Linked DNA regions of Mus musculus: all the other regions are linked to region 2. A link is a loop called in an ENCODE intact Hi-C map of the cell type or tissue named here. Cell type or tissue: heart. All regions are shown on one strand. Region 1 overlaps Arhgef28 (Rho guanine nucleotide exchange factor (GEF) 28). Region 2 has its middle 33 kb from the start of Gm41031. Region 3 overlaps Arhgef28 (Rho guanine nucleotide exchange factor (GEF) 28).

Region 1 (5,000 bases), 80 kb after region 2:
TGGCACTCTTGTTGGATGGCTTACGGCCTTTCAAATGTTCTAATTTCTGAGGTCTGGAAATCATCAGTGCACGTTAAAAGAAACGTTCACAAGGTTGAAATTACAGGAGAGTCGTTACCTGAAGGCTGTAGAGGAGACGCGTTAAATTCTGTATTGCTTGTATAATCTGGGGGTATAAGAAAGATTACATGTGTCAAGTTCTTGAAAAACTTCCTTAGCCACGACTTGAGAAAGGATGCTATATGTTTAAAGCATGCGTAGCTCACCTCTGACTGTGAAGAACCGGAGAAACTTCTATATTCCACCTAAAACACATAAAAACACGAGAAAATGAACAGCCACCCGACGTTTGGAAGCTATCAAGTATTCCTGATCTATGGGCTTCCCTGTCTCAACTCCATCACCTCGGCTACAGTAACCATCTCCTCCCAGGCTGGAGAATTAAGCAGCCATTTGACAATACAGGTCTCACTCGTTCAAACTCAGAGGTGTGTGACAACTCTTACCCAACCATCCCTTACCATGGCATAGATGATGGTAAAGAAACGCCAGGGGAGGTTGTTGCACCTGGCTCTCTGGGGGCTACAGGACAGCACAGGGACTCTAGCTCCCCGATATCAACGTTGGAGAATCATGATACCCAAGTAGCCGGTGGTTAGAGAGAGACGGCCCAAGGGAAGCGCTTAGTTGGTGTCTCCAGATCCCACCTCAATTCATCACCAGCCAGCTCCAAACCCATGAGTGAAGCCAGAGGATGCTGGCCATCTTGTCCTTGGGGATGGATGGGGCCTCAGACTTTGTCTCTTTCACACCAGGGAACATCGGGGAATATGTACATGCGGAGAGCTCTAGTTCCCAAAATTGCATTAAGCATTTGTTTATGTGCCGTATGGCTTCTCCCATTAGTAAACCAATTTATGTATTGAATATTATATCTGCAAACCTAAGGCTGGTGTTTCACATTGTAAGGGACACTCAACAAATAAATGAGTATAAGTTACACTTGCTCGCATTCTCTTTAATAAGTAGCCATGAATGCTACAAACTCCACATTTTGTGAACTAGGAAACCATTCATTTCCCTAGCCTCTAAGAGCCTACAGCCTCCTGGATGATGCTTGCTTCTGTCTGAGCACACGTCATGTTCAGCCCTAAACAAAGTCAACCATGTTGCTTCAAGGAGGCTGGGAGCTTAAGCTGCTGGTGAGCGAGCCCCATTTCCTTTGCCTTCATACTGTCACTACAGACTTTGTTGCTAATCAGTCCATTAACAGGGAAGGGACAAAGGTAGAATAGAGAGAAGCATGTCGGTACTTTAGAACTCTGCCCAAATGTACGGAATATACTCTGGTTTGGTGGTTAAGTTCTTGCGTTTCCTATGAGCCCTTCTTGGCCCATCCACTGCTTTAGTGGAAAAACAAAAAACAAAAACAAAAAACCATGATATTTCCAAATTTTATATTCTACCAAGAAGCAAACATGTAGAAATGGGTTGGATTGTGCGACATTTGGTTACTGCTCGAACCTCTGGGTTTGGGAAGACAGAAGAAAGTGTACATTGTCTTTTTAATGGACTTCATGCGCCACCTGGTGGTGGTACTGTATAACTACAGTTGATCCATGCGAGGAGAATTTCTACCCTTGGGTATTGTTTTTAATTCTTTCAGAATTTTGTTTTAATCTAATCTTTTAAAGGACGCTGACGCCAAGACATCACTATATACTTGCTTTATCTGTTTATTTCCATTCTCAAAAGGCCCCATCAAGTGTCAGAGTTTCCAGAGGTTAAAACCTGAACTCACTTCTCCACCTGTAACTGAGTCAGGAGTCAGAGTCAAGCCATTTTCTGTGCAGAACTAGGCTGCATCGACCAATTATCTTTCTTCCCAAACAACCTAGGAGCGATTGTAAGCTACTGGCTTCACGCTTCAAAGTGAAGATCACACGGAGAAGCGCAGACAAGCTAAGGCAAACTAGCTCAAAGCTTACAATCAGAGTAAGTAGAGTAAAATTCTGTATTCATAAATTAACTTGGGCCTCTGAGCTTTGCAAATGAATACTAAGTCAGAGCTGACTTTTCTGTGAAGTTCTGAGAGCCAGACTGGTTCTGTCCTATGCCACGTATCTGGAAAACATGTAACAGTAAGATGTTGCATCTGTAACATGTCGTAGTCCCACACTGGTGCGCATTAATACTTGGTAATGGAGCTAAATCAATGCTAGACAAAGTAAAAACCCTTGACCTGACTCCCCACCTCCCAGGAGCACCGAGCTCTTCCTCCCCTCTTATGAAATCACACACGTCAAGCTAATAGGAAGCTGTATGCATATAATTTCTACACAGAGAGGTCCAGCCTACATATATTAGGAATCAGAGAACATCGTAGCACGGGCAAAGGGTGGTTACGTGGATTCCAAGTCTGCGAGAGGAAGGTGGGATACAGGTGAAGAGCAGAGGATCACAGTAGAGAACAGAAGCAAGACGTCCCAAAGTGGAAATCAGTTCAGCTCACGGGCGCCATCTGGTGGTGAAGCGTCCCAGTGTCGGGTCACCTCTCAAACAGGGAGTTGCCAGAAGCAGTGAGAAAAGCAAAGGTTTGCAATGCAGAGAGTAGGCCGGAAGTCAGAGAGTGCAGACACACATATACACAGGAGGGTTGTCAAGCTTTTCGTTTTGGTTTTTAATAACGTCTCAGTTGATTTTCTTTTTAACATGATATATAAAAACCACGAACATTTAAAGAAGAAATAGTTTAGAAAGTTTCAATATAGATATTTAAATAAATCAGAAACAATTCAGAAAAAGGTATTTTCAATCCACTCATTGCCAGAGAGCTGAATCTACTTTGTATACAAAAGCAATAGGTTCTGGTTACTAGCAAGTTGGTTAACAATTAACAATACCTTCTCCCCTGCATCAGAGACTGCCAAGTCGGTTACCACACCCTGGAGCCCGGGATCCACATCCCAACAGCCTCTTCCTTCTGTCCCTTCTGTGACTAATGCTGGAAGCACGCCATTGAGACAGAAACAAAAAGGACAACATCAAACGTCAGCCGGCCAATTACATTCTTCTGCCCACAACTGAAGCACACTTCAAAAAAAGGAGTCATCACGAGATAATACATACTGAATGAACCTACAGGGGGCGCTAGAGATCGCAAGGAAGCCCGCAGTCCCTGCTCTCCCGGAGCTTACAGGCTAAGAGACACCAAGCAGCATCCTTTGCCACCTGCCATTTTAACTGCGCTTCTTTCTTGGGCTCATGTGTCCATGGGCTGTTTGTGGTACCGAGTCTACATCTCGCTTTCATTTAATAGGACAAAGCTGCCTGGGAAAGAAGTAATTTAAAACAGGTGCCCAGTGGAATTACAGCAAGGTCTCTTGGCAGACCCAGGTCCATAAAAGGCTCCCTCGAGGCCAGTACAAGAGCAGCAGCTGATGGACAAGGTTTAGAACGCAGGTCCAGAGGGCACTGATCTAAGAAGGCTGGAGGCAGCTAACACTTTATGGTCTCAGAGTCATAAAAACTGAGAGCCTGCCTCAGTTTCTCCTCATTTCCAGCTTTGCTCACACTTCCCACTTAAGCTTTAACACTGTAAATACATTTGACCTAGGAAAACACATCCAGAGATGTTAAGTACCAAATACAAATTTACCTTTACCGGTGAAACCTCGGTCGGCAGGATTTCATCATTGCTTTATGGATTTCAGTTAAAACTTAGGCTATGTTCACCTTTTCCTGACTTAAACCAGGCTTCTCAAGGCTGCTCCACCCCACCCCACCCCCAACTTCATTGGAGCAATATCTGACCAGGATCCTGACCAAAATACTCATTTTGTGATGTTTATAAACTTCTTTTAAAAATATGGTATCATCACGCATCTTTATTTCTAACAAGGGGCTGCCCCTTTCTCTTTGTTTAAATTTTAAAAATCACATGTATCACCATTAGGAAACAGCAGCTGCCCAGGATTCCAGAAAGCCTCTTCTAAGCCAGAGTTTTCTGTGAGTGGGAACCACTTCGAATGAACCCAGTGAAAAGCCAAGGTCACCCGGTGCAAGCGAGCACTTCTTAGGCAAGGATGTTGGAGGGACAATTTATAGCAACTTTTCCTAACGCCTAAAGAGACAGTCAAGCCATCTCCAAACCAGGAGCCAGTCTGTTCCTCTTGCCCACTTCCTCACATTAACAGTTAAACGTTGGAGGAAGCTAAGATGGGGCCGAGCAGAGGTAGAAGGGGAGTTTCCAGAAGTTTCTGCACCCTCAGGCATAGCTTCAGGGTGGGCAACAGGGTCTCCACTGGACTGACCATTCTGGACAGTAGAGTATAATAGTCTCCTTTGGTAAGTGTACTCATGAGCTTGTAACCTCAGACCGACAGGGGCTCGCTTCACAAAGGCCCTCCCTGAAGCCCACTGCAAAGCTACTCTGGTCCTTCTTTGAGGGATCCTCTTCTGCCCTTAACAACTGTATAAAGAGACCAAACTCTCAGAGCACCGTAATCCAAGCCAAGCCAAAAAGGATGGCTTCTGGCATACAGGTTCACCCCATGCCTGATCCTAACGGCAGGGCAGGCTGTTCTAGGTCTAGCAAATGGGTGTAGATTCTGTAGGATTCGGACAGGGAGAACCCTCACTGGCCTGCCTGAAGGGAGGAGAGGACCTGGGGAGGGCTCCAAACAGCTGCAGGGCACAGAGGAGCCTCCCAGCTGTCCCTGGGGCGGGGCTGATGGCGGCAAACCCTCAGTATTTTTAGAGAGCACTTCCTCAATGGCATAATGTGGCTCTTCTAAAGGAAATCACCCAGAGCAGTACAACTCCCTTGATGAATCTGGCCGGTCGAAATGAAAAACATATGTGCACATTCTGAAAATAGAAAGCCAGGGTTAAATAAAGCAGAATTTGGGAGGGGAAAATAATTTTGGGTGCTTGTAATAAAACAAAAACCAAAAAAAAAAAAAAAAAAGAATAGAACTAAAAAGTTATACTGCCCCTAG
Region 2 (5,000 bases):
GCTCTTCCAGAGGTCCAGAGTTTAATTCCCAGCAACCACATGGTGGCTCAGTACCATCTGCAATGGGATCTGATGTCCTCTTCTGGTGTGTCTGAAGAGAGTGACAGTGCATTCACAATCAATCAATCAATCAATCAATCAATCAATAAGAAACAAAACAAAACCATGTCTCCTAATCTGACCCGTTCTTTGTGTTCATGAAATGGAAGACAGAGGAAGTAGGTATCTTAGGGAGATGAGCAGGTTTCAAACCTTTCTCTCTCATTTTATTCCAAAGGTCAAGGTCTTTTACCACCCTGTACTTTAGTTTGCTAATCTACAAAATGGGAGATGGTGTCTGCTGCAAGACACCAGGGGACCAATAAGAGTCAGTGTGTTGGGTTTTGCCCAGTGCCTGCCTGGAGAACAATCAGTGAGTGATTTCTTTATCAACCTTGAGGGGAAATGGTAGTATGTAGGAAGATCCACATTGGTGGGAGGAAGGCTTTGGGATGGAAGGGTTCCTTTCCTAGCCTTCAGAATCTTCATCCAGAACCATGGGCATCTGAAATCCTTCCCAGTCTCATTCTTGAGAAGGCACTATATTAGCATATGAGCCCAGACCCTGATGAGTACCCATTGGAACTGTCATTCTGGATGCAGTCTTGGATTGCAAGACATAGCAGACAAAGTTCTCACCAGCTGAGATGAGAAGAGAATGTTCGCTGAGCAAGGAATCAGGATTTAGCTCTGTCTATCACAGAGAGATGAGGGTGGCACCAGGGGAACATCTCTGTGTGCCTAAGCTCCTGATGGCTGTGTGAGAAGCCAGCTGGTGACACTCTGGTCTTGAAGAGGCCAGAGCTGGTATTCTCCAACATAGGGTTAAGCCCAGGATCCAACTGTGTGTACCCTGAGACCCAGTTCCCTCTCCAACTCTGCACATCACAGGGATTCACAATGAATCCTTCTTGCTTCCTACTGTGGTTTTTTTCTGCACTAAAAGGCTTTGGCTTCCAGGCTGCTTGTCTATTTATAGGTTAGCAAGCTGTGTTCCCATTGTTTGGGGTCATATAAAAAGATAATGGTTATTTCACCTTGCAGACCTGTGTGTACATGCCAAGGACTGATTTCATTATCCGTCATCGCGGAAGGGTAAGAGGGTGTTGTGTGAAATTTTCTAGGTCAAGAGGTATGGAAACACTTATATGTAACAGATAAGACACCAGTGACCAAATAAACTATTTAATCTAAGCCTGCCTTGGTAAGTCAATGGATTTCTTCGGATGACTTTCAGGAGTGTAGGTGAAAGTCTACATTTAGGAGAATGGGTAACTTAATGGTAGCTGTCTGTTATCACTAAAGTCTCACTTGACCACGGGAGGCCCCATCTCCTCCAACCACTTCCTGTATACTCTAGACACTCCCCTAAGACTATGCACAGCTAGAGAAGACTATATATGTAGCTGAGTGGAGCTGGAAAGAACAGGAAGCTCAAGTGAGAATCCTCCTTCCCCTTCTGTGGGGAACTGTAATAGGTTTGATCTTGTGAGAGTTTGCTCTGGGTCAAGCTGAACGTGTAATGCCTGGAGAACAGAGTTGCACTGCAGCGGCCAGCTCTTCTAGACTAACGTTTAGCTGGCACTGCCTACGGGATGAATACTCTGTGTAGTTTTTAATGGGGAAGCAGAAGCCCTCAGGGAGATCAACAATAGACTGATCTTCATCATACTCAAAACTAAGCAAGAGCTTTCTAAGATCCGGACTGTGCCTCCTAGGACAAATGGCAGGGGACTGTGCGTTTTCCTTAGACATCGCCTTTGATGATGGGCATTATCATCTGGTTGAACCTAGGCTATTCTTACTTCTTGCTTTGGAGGCTGAGAATCCCACCACTCTTTTTCCCAGACTCCCCTGAGGGTAGGGTGGCCATGGATCTGATGCTGAACTGTGGGAGAGAAGAGGAGGCCTGGTGGTTTATGAGGTTTTTGCTAGGTTGACTGCAGACATGAACAGGTACCTCCTAATCCCCTTCTCATCTCTGTGAGACTGAAAGGAGGACCTCATACATAGACCTGCAGCAGCGACCTTGTGACCACGAGATAGGAAGCATGCTGGAAAAATCACAAAAGAATTGCAAGCATTTCAGACTCTCTCTCTCTCTCTCTCTCTCTCTCTCTCTCTCTCTCTCTCTCTTTCTCTCTCTCTCTCTCTTCCATGTCTCCTCCCCCCCCCACTTCTCTTTGTGTCTTTGTGTCTCTCTCCAGGGTTTTTCTGTGTAGCCTTGGCTGGCCTGGAGCTAGCTCTGTATTCCAAGTTGGCATCGAACTCAGAAATCTGCCTTCTTCTGCCTCCTGAGTGATGAGATTAAAGGTGTGCACCACCACCTCCAGGCCAAAAACTCTCTCTTAGGACTCTTCTTAAATTTGATGTATGGAAAGAAAGATAAATCCTGAGTTGTTGAAGCCACTGCAAAGTGAATTCTTGTTACATGTGTCTCATGTGCCTTTCCTTTTTTTTTTTTTTTTTTTTTTCAGAAATGTAGAACATTGGTTGGACAGGATGGGAGTCATGGGGATAAAAGAGGAAGGAGCCGAGACTTGGAAGCCTTCCTTGTTGGCTGCTGTTGGCGAAGCAGGTCAGGACAACCAGAACTGATTTGCTCTGGGGGCTGCTGTGTGCTGCTCTGTCCTGGGAAGGGTGCCCTTTGCACATCTGGCCCGGCCCTCCAGACTCTGGAGTATGGTCTTGGGGCTTCCAAGTCCCTCCTTCAATCCCTGCATTCTTTCTGCCTCCTATGTTTTAGCATAAGTATTAAGTGGCTTAGGGAGTATCATTGTTTTACATTTCAGCAGAAGAGAAAAAGAGCAATTAAGTAGTCATAGAGGGATCATTAAACATCCGACACAGCAAGCCAAGGTAACTTCTTCCTGAGTTGTTTTGGCCCAACCTTTATAAAAGCCATTGCCAAAATGTTCACCCTATAGCTAGTTTCTCCTTATTAAAAAGCTGTCTGCTGAGTGTGGAGTTGAGAAAAAAAACCAAGGCTAGACCACTGGGACAGTGGAAGGTCCACAGTGAAGTGGGACATTGCCTACTGGAAAGATTAACTAGAAGTCTAGAGCATGGTCCCTAGTTACTCATTATGGCGGGGCCAGCGCATTTCATGTAATCTGCCGAGTGTTTGCACAGCTTTAGGGACTTGGCCTGGCTGGGGCAGGGAGAGAATGAAGGAAGGACAGACACAGGAGAAACCACAGACACACATATGCAGAAGAGCTGGTATGCTCTCTGATGGAGGAACCTGAGCATCCCGGAAGCTCAGCCTGTTTACTATATATCGTTGAACAGGGGGGTGGCTTATTGCATACAGCTGAACAAGCCTGTGGGGCTGTTACACACAGATAGGAAAGCCCAGATTTTACATAGAGCTGAGCCAGGAGGCAGGCTTAGCTCATCTCAGTAGGATTGGCCTCTGTAGGAGAGCAGTCTTTAAGCCAGAGACATCTGGGGGACAAAGCTACAGTGGAAATATTCTACATAGCCGATCAGTGCTCTCACTAGGTCCCTGTAGAAAGGCTTTGAGCCTCACCCAGGGCAGGCTTTGTCACTCCCATAGGCCTGAGGCGCTGGGTTCCTTGACTTGGTCAATGTAGTAACTACACACATTCACTCAGTACTTTGTTCCTCAGCGTTTCCTCTGCTTTCCACAGGACCCATTCAAACTGAACCCAGTGGCCATTCTTTCCACCTTTCATCCTACTTGATAAGCTCTTGACTCAAGACTCTAAACTTTAGAGCCCAGTCAGGTACAGGACTCACACTCACGCTGCCTGCCCGGGCTCCCTCAGCCTTGTCTCAGGGTATTGGCATATGAGAGAATCTCATGTAGTACAGGCTGATCTCTAATTGACTGTGCAGTCAACAATGACCTTGACCCATGGTCCTCCTGCCTATATCTCCCAAGGGCTGGAATTAGAGATGTACATCACCACACCCAGCTTTCTCTTTTCTTCTGAACCTTGCAAAAAATTTGCAGATCGAGTGGTGTGGATCTGGACATCTGTCTGGGACATTGCGGGAATGAAGAAAGGGAAGACCCGGGTCCTGAGTTCAAATCCCAGCAACCACATGGTGGCTCACAACCATCCGCAATGAGATCTGATGCCCTCTTCTGGTGTGCCTGAAGACAGCTACAGTGTGCTTACAGAGAATAATAAATAAACCTTTTAAAAGAAAAAAGAAAAAAAAAAAAAGAAAGGGAAGACTCGCAGATACATGTACAGAAAAGCTGGAGCCAGCTGCAGTGTACACACTCTGATGGAAGGGCACCTACTAATGGCACACCCCTGAACCTTAGCTTGCTTATTTTGGACAGTACAGTGGGGAGGGGGTGGCTACTCTTGGAGGGACGTTCTTGTAAGTCAGCAGTCTCAGACTGTGAACACATGGGAGGAGGAGGAGGAGGAAGAGGAGGAGGAGGAGGAGGAGGAGGAGGAGGAGGAAGTTGTAGTTGTATTTCTAGTCTTTTTACTCACGGAGTACTCGCTCACACATAAACCTCTTTGAAAACCATTGCCAGAACCTAAGCCATCCTTTGCTGTATGAGGAACCGAGGCCTTAGCATCCTCGACATGGCCTTGCCCGTGAATAATGCACATTCCCTCAGGACTTGCTCCACTCAGACTTCCTCTGCTCCCTACAGTTTTATGCTGTCTGTCTGTCTGTCTGTCTGTCTTTACATTGCAGTCATTTTCGTTGAGTGTTTTTCATTGCAGAGATTAAAGCAATCTCTTTATTTCTGGGTAGGCTAAAAGGTTTCTTCTGAAATCAGCCTTTGGACTCTCTACATAATATATTGATTGTATGTGGAATACATAGAGATCTAAGCCTTATCACCTCAAGAAGGATGCCATCATTGATGTGCCACTCACTGGGTCACTGCAAGAGCCCAGGTGACAAGCACTACTCAACACCACATCAGTCTGAGGGGTTTTGATACAGTTGAAGTGTCAGAGGAC
Region 3 (5,000 bases), 53 kb after region 2:
ATAAGAACTATGCAGCTTCCTCTTGCATAAGGCAAGGAATGCACTGGCCTTCATAGGTTGGAAGAGTATGTATCACACACATGCATAAATGCATACACTGAAGCAGAAAAGCCGGCTATAGAAAGACCTGTATGTAATAGTCACACAAACAGGTTCGAAAACATTGTAAGGAATCCTAACTATGGAACTGATTCTGAAATGTTTACTTACAAGAATAAAAAAAAAAAAAATGTGTTTGACATATGGGATATGGATGCACATCCCTGCCTAGGGAAGAGAGTGAAAACAGCATGTAGAGATGATATTCACAATAGCTCGGGTGTTAGTCAGCTCTGAAGAAGAAACTGAGAGTCACAGGAGGACAAACAGCCTTCTTTGTAAGTCACCATTCCCTGGGAAGAAAACGCAGCGACCTGAAGCAAACGTGGCCAACCGGTGCTAAGCGCTCACCGCGTGGCTAGCCTTTCCATTCTCTACATTTCCGGTCCTCATGACTAAACCTTCTATAGTAATGAATGCATTAAACACACAGGAAGGAACCTGCTGTTGCAAAGTAGTGTTTACCTCAGTAGCTTATTTTTAATAACTGGAAAAACGCACACATGATATTTGTGAAACTACTGGAAAATTAATCGTACAGCTGTCACACATTGATATGGAATTCCTGTCAATTTTTTTCCCCTAGGTGTGGTGATGGTGTTAAAAAAAACATTGACATCAGAGATTCCTTTAGGGGAAGATCGTGTGGTGAATATCTGAAATATAAAGGCCTGTGATGCTGTATTTTAATTGTTCAAGCTATATGAAGCAATTCTAGATTAGATTTTGTAACTGGTGTTTATATTTGGTTTTCAGAAGTTACTCTGAGGTATGAATGTGCATCTTAAAGACACTATGTTAAACTTATTTAATCCACACTTAAAGCATTTGTTATAAATTGAAAATAGTTCTACGGTATATTTTATTTGCAGCAATCATATGTGCAAATAACCATCACTAGGCGAATAAAATAAAATGTATTTTTTTAAAGTGCCTTATCTAGTAGAGACATTTATTGAAATGTTCAGGGCTTAATATATACGTATGGAAATGTTTACAATTTACTTTAAATACAGAATTGACGGAGGTGGGAATCTGAATGAAACATGGCGAGCCGAAATGTGGTGATGGTATGTGAGGAATTCCTACACTCCTCTGTTAATTTTGGGTCTGTTTGAAACCGTTTGTGACATATCCAGGTAGACAAGGGGTGTGTTCATCCTAAATAACACAGAGCAGTCAAACCCTGGCATGACTGGGAGGAGGGAAAGAGAAGTCAAGGATGAAGTACCACACAGCTACAGGCGGTATCCGCATGGTACCGGATCTTTCTGCGGCTCCTGGGAGTTTCTAAGCACAACAACAACAGAGCAGGCGGTCTGGAAACCGCCAGCAGCTTGACACTACCCACGCTGAAAGAGTTACGCTTCTCATTTTGCTGAGAGAAGAATCATTCCTCTGCCAGCTGAATAAGGCAGGAAGTCAACCTAGGAATTTTAATGCTGCGTTTACTGCTTGCTGGTTCAGTAGAGGGGAAAGCAGCTGCTAAAACTCTCCAGCATCCCAGACTTGGCCTTTCCCTTTAATCCAGAAGAAGGCAAGCAATTTAGTCAAACACACCCATGCTAATTAGTTCTACCTGCTACTTCGTAATTATGCTATTACCAGATTTTTAAAAATGAAATCCAATTCTTTGTTTTCAGTGCCTATGAATGAGGGTTTTCCCCTCTTGATTAATTACAAAATGACGGATGTTGAAGAATTTGCAGGCCCATCCTTTTTTGAAAAATTGGCTTTCTATTGTGCAATATAGGGTTTTGTTTTGTTTTTTGCTCCATAGTTTTTAATGAGAAACATTAACTTGGTAATTCTCATTTGTTTAAAATGACATTTGCTAAGAAGCCAAATCCTGAAGTATCACTTCTAATTACAGCCTTGAGTTTATGTCTCTCAAAAAGATTATAATTTAAAAAGCACGGTGTAATTGTAATACACAGCAAGTGTGTATGGTTTGAACAAGGTCTCATACCTTGGTTCTCTCCAAGCTTGTTATCATAGCAAAGATTACTACATTTTTAAACATTAAAATGAAAATACTTTAGGAATTACATAATTACAAAAGTAGGAAGTTTATAGGAAAGAGGGAAACATTAAGATTTTTTTTTCTTTTAAATGATTGAAACAGCAATCAAAAGCAAGCCAGGTGTTGTGGGGCATACCTGTAATCCCAACACTGTGGGGAACGAAGCAGAACTACTGTGAAGTTAAAGATTAAACTTCACATGGGGATGAGGGAAGAAAGAGAGAGAGAGAATATGAATATGAATGAAAATGATTATCTCTTTGGAAACATCTCTCTCAAGAGAGCTGACTTAAGGCTGTCTTGTAAATAAGCACAGAAAATGGAGCTATGTACCTGTTGATATTTGTATTTCCTGACCTGTGACCCCAGACCAGAGCTGAAGGAAAGCCACCTAGCAGCCTTTGCTTATCTAGGTGATAAAGATGACCAAGGTTGTCTAGTAAGTTCCTCTTTTGACACAGATCTGTTTCTTTGACAAACAATTCTATTCAAGAAACAACACCCATCTGGCCAGATGATTTTACTCCTTATTAGTGAAAGACAAGAGCAGAAGTCATGTTTGGTAGCCTCGGGTACTCCCTTCAGTCATGTTTGGTAGCCTCGGGTACTCCCTTCAGTCATGTTTGGTAGCCTCGGGTACTCCCTTCAGTCATGTTTGGTAGTCTCGGGTACTCCCTTCAGTCATGTTTGGTAGCCTCGGGTACTCCCTTCAGGACTGACATTCCCTGCTGCTGTGCTGAAGACCTTCAAGCTTGTGGCCATGGAGTTGCCGGTCCCCTTGTAGAATAACAAGGCAGAAATGCAGCTAAGTTCAATAGGTGGGCCATCCTGCTCAGTGGCTAATGAACACCACTCTGATGCATAGCATCAAAAACTCTCTAGAACAGAATAGGTTCCTGATGTGGTGGCCAGGACAGGTTTCGGGGGAGAAGAAGGCGTCTGAACTGAACCTCAAATGTTCACCATGGTGTCAACAGCCTTTCATGGAAGGTCAGTCCAGTGAAGTGTACAGTCATTGTAACAGGGCAACGCTAGATGTCACGAGCAAAGGTGTCCTGTTTGTATGAAGTGTGGGGGACTAAAGAGGAAGAGAGGGTCTGCAATAGAAGAGAAGGGAAGTTTTAACTTCAAAAGATTTTGTAAGGCTTGGCGACTCCTAGTGATCAAGTCTCCTTTACAGTTCCACATCAACTGCATTGCTAGCTTCTCTTCCCCTACCACCCTGACACACAAGAGGCTCACTCAAAAGCAGAGTGAGAACAGGGGGAGCTGTGTTCCCCCATTCTTTGCCTGACCTTAGTGAACCTGCATAAGTCAGAGCATCCCTGCCCCACTTAATGAACAAAGCATTTGTTTGTGGTCAGAGGGTATTTCAGAATGAAGTCGAATTTGAGTATCTCATTCATTTATCTTTCTATAAACATTGAGTCCCTACTGTGTGCCCTTCACTGGGATGAGCAACACTGAATCCCTACTGTGTGTCAGTCACTGGGCTGAGCAACAATGAGTCCCTACTGTGTACCCTTCTCTGGTCTGGGCAACACTAAGTTCCAACTGTGTGCCAGTCACTTGGCTAGGCTACACTGAGTCCCTACTGTGTGCCCTTACTGGGCTGGGCATTAGGAAGCAATGTGAAATTGATCTGTGCTTAGTACCCAAGAGACTTAACAGTGACAAGGTTACTTTCAAAACCTCCCCATGCTTTCTTTATGTTAACCAGGCACCTACCCCAACAGTTATTCCACTCTTGGGCACTTATTTGAGAGATATAAAAACACAATTTACAAAATACATAAAAACTAGAGGCAGGCCAGGTATAGTCATCAACAGATTGCTCTGTAAAACAAAGAAACCTGTCACAGGCCCATGCAGTCACGTGGATACATCTCAAAAATAACATGACCGGCAAAAAACAAGCCAGGCACACAGAAAGCTATGGGCTGACTGATTCCATTACATTCTAGAAAAGCAAAATTAGCCTGTGGTGACGGGAAGCATAGGTGTGGTCTCCGCTGGTCTGAGGCTTGACCGAGAAAGAGCCTAAGTGGGCTCTCCGGGTTGATAGATATGTTTGGTACCTTGCTATTCTTTCTCTAAAACTTGATGGCCAAGTAAACGGCTAAGAATTTTACTAAATGTAATTTATATCTTGACATATTGATATGCTATATAAAGCACCACACTGTCTGGAGGGGAATACAGGGGCAACTTTGTGGAAGGAAACCAAAGTTTCTGTTTGCTTCCACAGAGCCACGTGTGAGGGACTCCTGACCCTAGCTAAGGATGTCTGGAGAGGCCCTTGGAAGAAAATGGCCCAGAGTAACTCTGAAGGAGGAGGAGGGGTGGGATATGAGGTCAAAGTGTAAAGAAGTGAGGATACTCATGACAGAGAAAACTGATGAGCCTTGGGTACCAGTCTGCGGCAGAAAGGAGCCAGAACACCTTGACTGGATAGTAGTTCCTTTATCATCTTTACCATCAGGGAAAAAAGACTGAAATTCTATGAGGCTGCATGACTAAAAGCTGGATCTTGCCTCTAGGATCCACATAACTTCCTGTGCTTCCTCAAGTTGATCAACTTCCACACACAGAAGGCCTTCGTGAGCCAATAAGGCTGAGCCAGCCCTTGACAGCATCCCCAGTATGGAGCCGGGGTGTGCTTATGTATGGGGCTGTTGTAAACAAAACCCTGTCTGAAGTTCATTGTGCCTGGTTTGGGTTGCAAAACACAACCCCTGTACCAAATTAGGCTGAGATATGTCATTTGGATTTCAAGTGTTCCCAAGGGGGTGGGGGGGGGGGACGACTGTATTTGAAGGGTGTGTCACATGCAAGAAATTTGATTTCAACATTCAGTGACATCAGTATTTCCAAAAGA

What was found. A loop is a pair of places that touch in the nucleus more often than their neighbours do. Peaks named below come from ENCODE experiments on the same cell type or tissue, not always from the same donor. Only the 100,000 strongest peaks of a DNase experiment are listed, where the experiment ranks them.
Region 1: a loop joins it to region 2, with 2.1 times the contacts of the local background. A loop is called at or near these places in 4 of 42 quality-filtered maps.
Region 3: it touches region 2 in a loop (2.0-fold over the local background); 2 of 42 quality-filtered maps call a loop at or near these places.

What each region holds. Positions count from the first base shown.
Region 1 is chr13:97,936,557-97,941,556 of GRCm38, forward strand. It overlaps Arhgef28 (Rho guanine nucleotide exchange factor (GEF) 28), which reads right to left. Exons shown (of 36, transcript NM_012026.2): 31 at 2,904-3,004; 32 at 267-305; 33 at 119-166. Among named protein-coding and RNA genes, the nearest start is that of Gm34388, 45 kb to the left of the region's middle. In heart, CTCF peaks have their summits at 1,591 (motif pointing left), 2,526 (motif pointing left) and 3,157 (motif pointing right); DNase peaks (open chromatin) are centred at 2,505, 3,125 and 4,725; H3K27ac peaks cover 387 bases.
Region 2 is chr13:97,856,614-97,861,613 of GRCm38, forward strand. No RefSeq gene overlaps it. Among named protein-coding and RNA genes, the nearest start is that of Gm41031, 33 kb to the left of the region's middle. In heart, no CTCF peak of the experiment used is centred here; a DNase peak (open chromatin) is centred at 2,688; H3K27ac peaks cover 467 bases.
Region 3 is chr13:97,909,796-97,914,795 of GRCm38, forward strand. All of the region lies in intron 35 of Arhgef28 (Rho guanine nucleotide exchange factor (GEF) 28), which reads right to left. Among named protein-coding and RNA genes, the nearest start is that of Gm34388, 18 kb to the left of the region's middle. In heart, no CTCF peak of the experiment used is centred here; no DNase peak of the experiment used is centred here.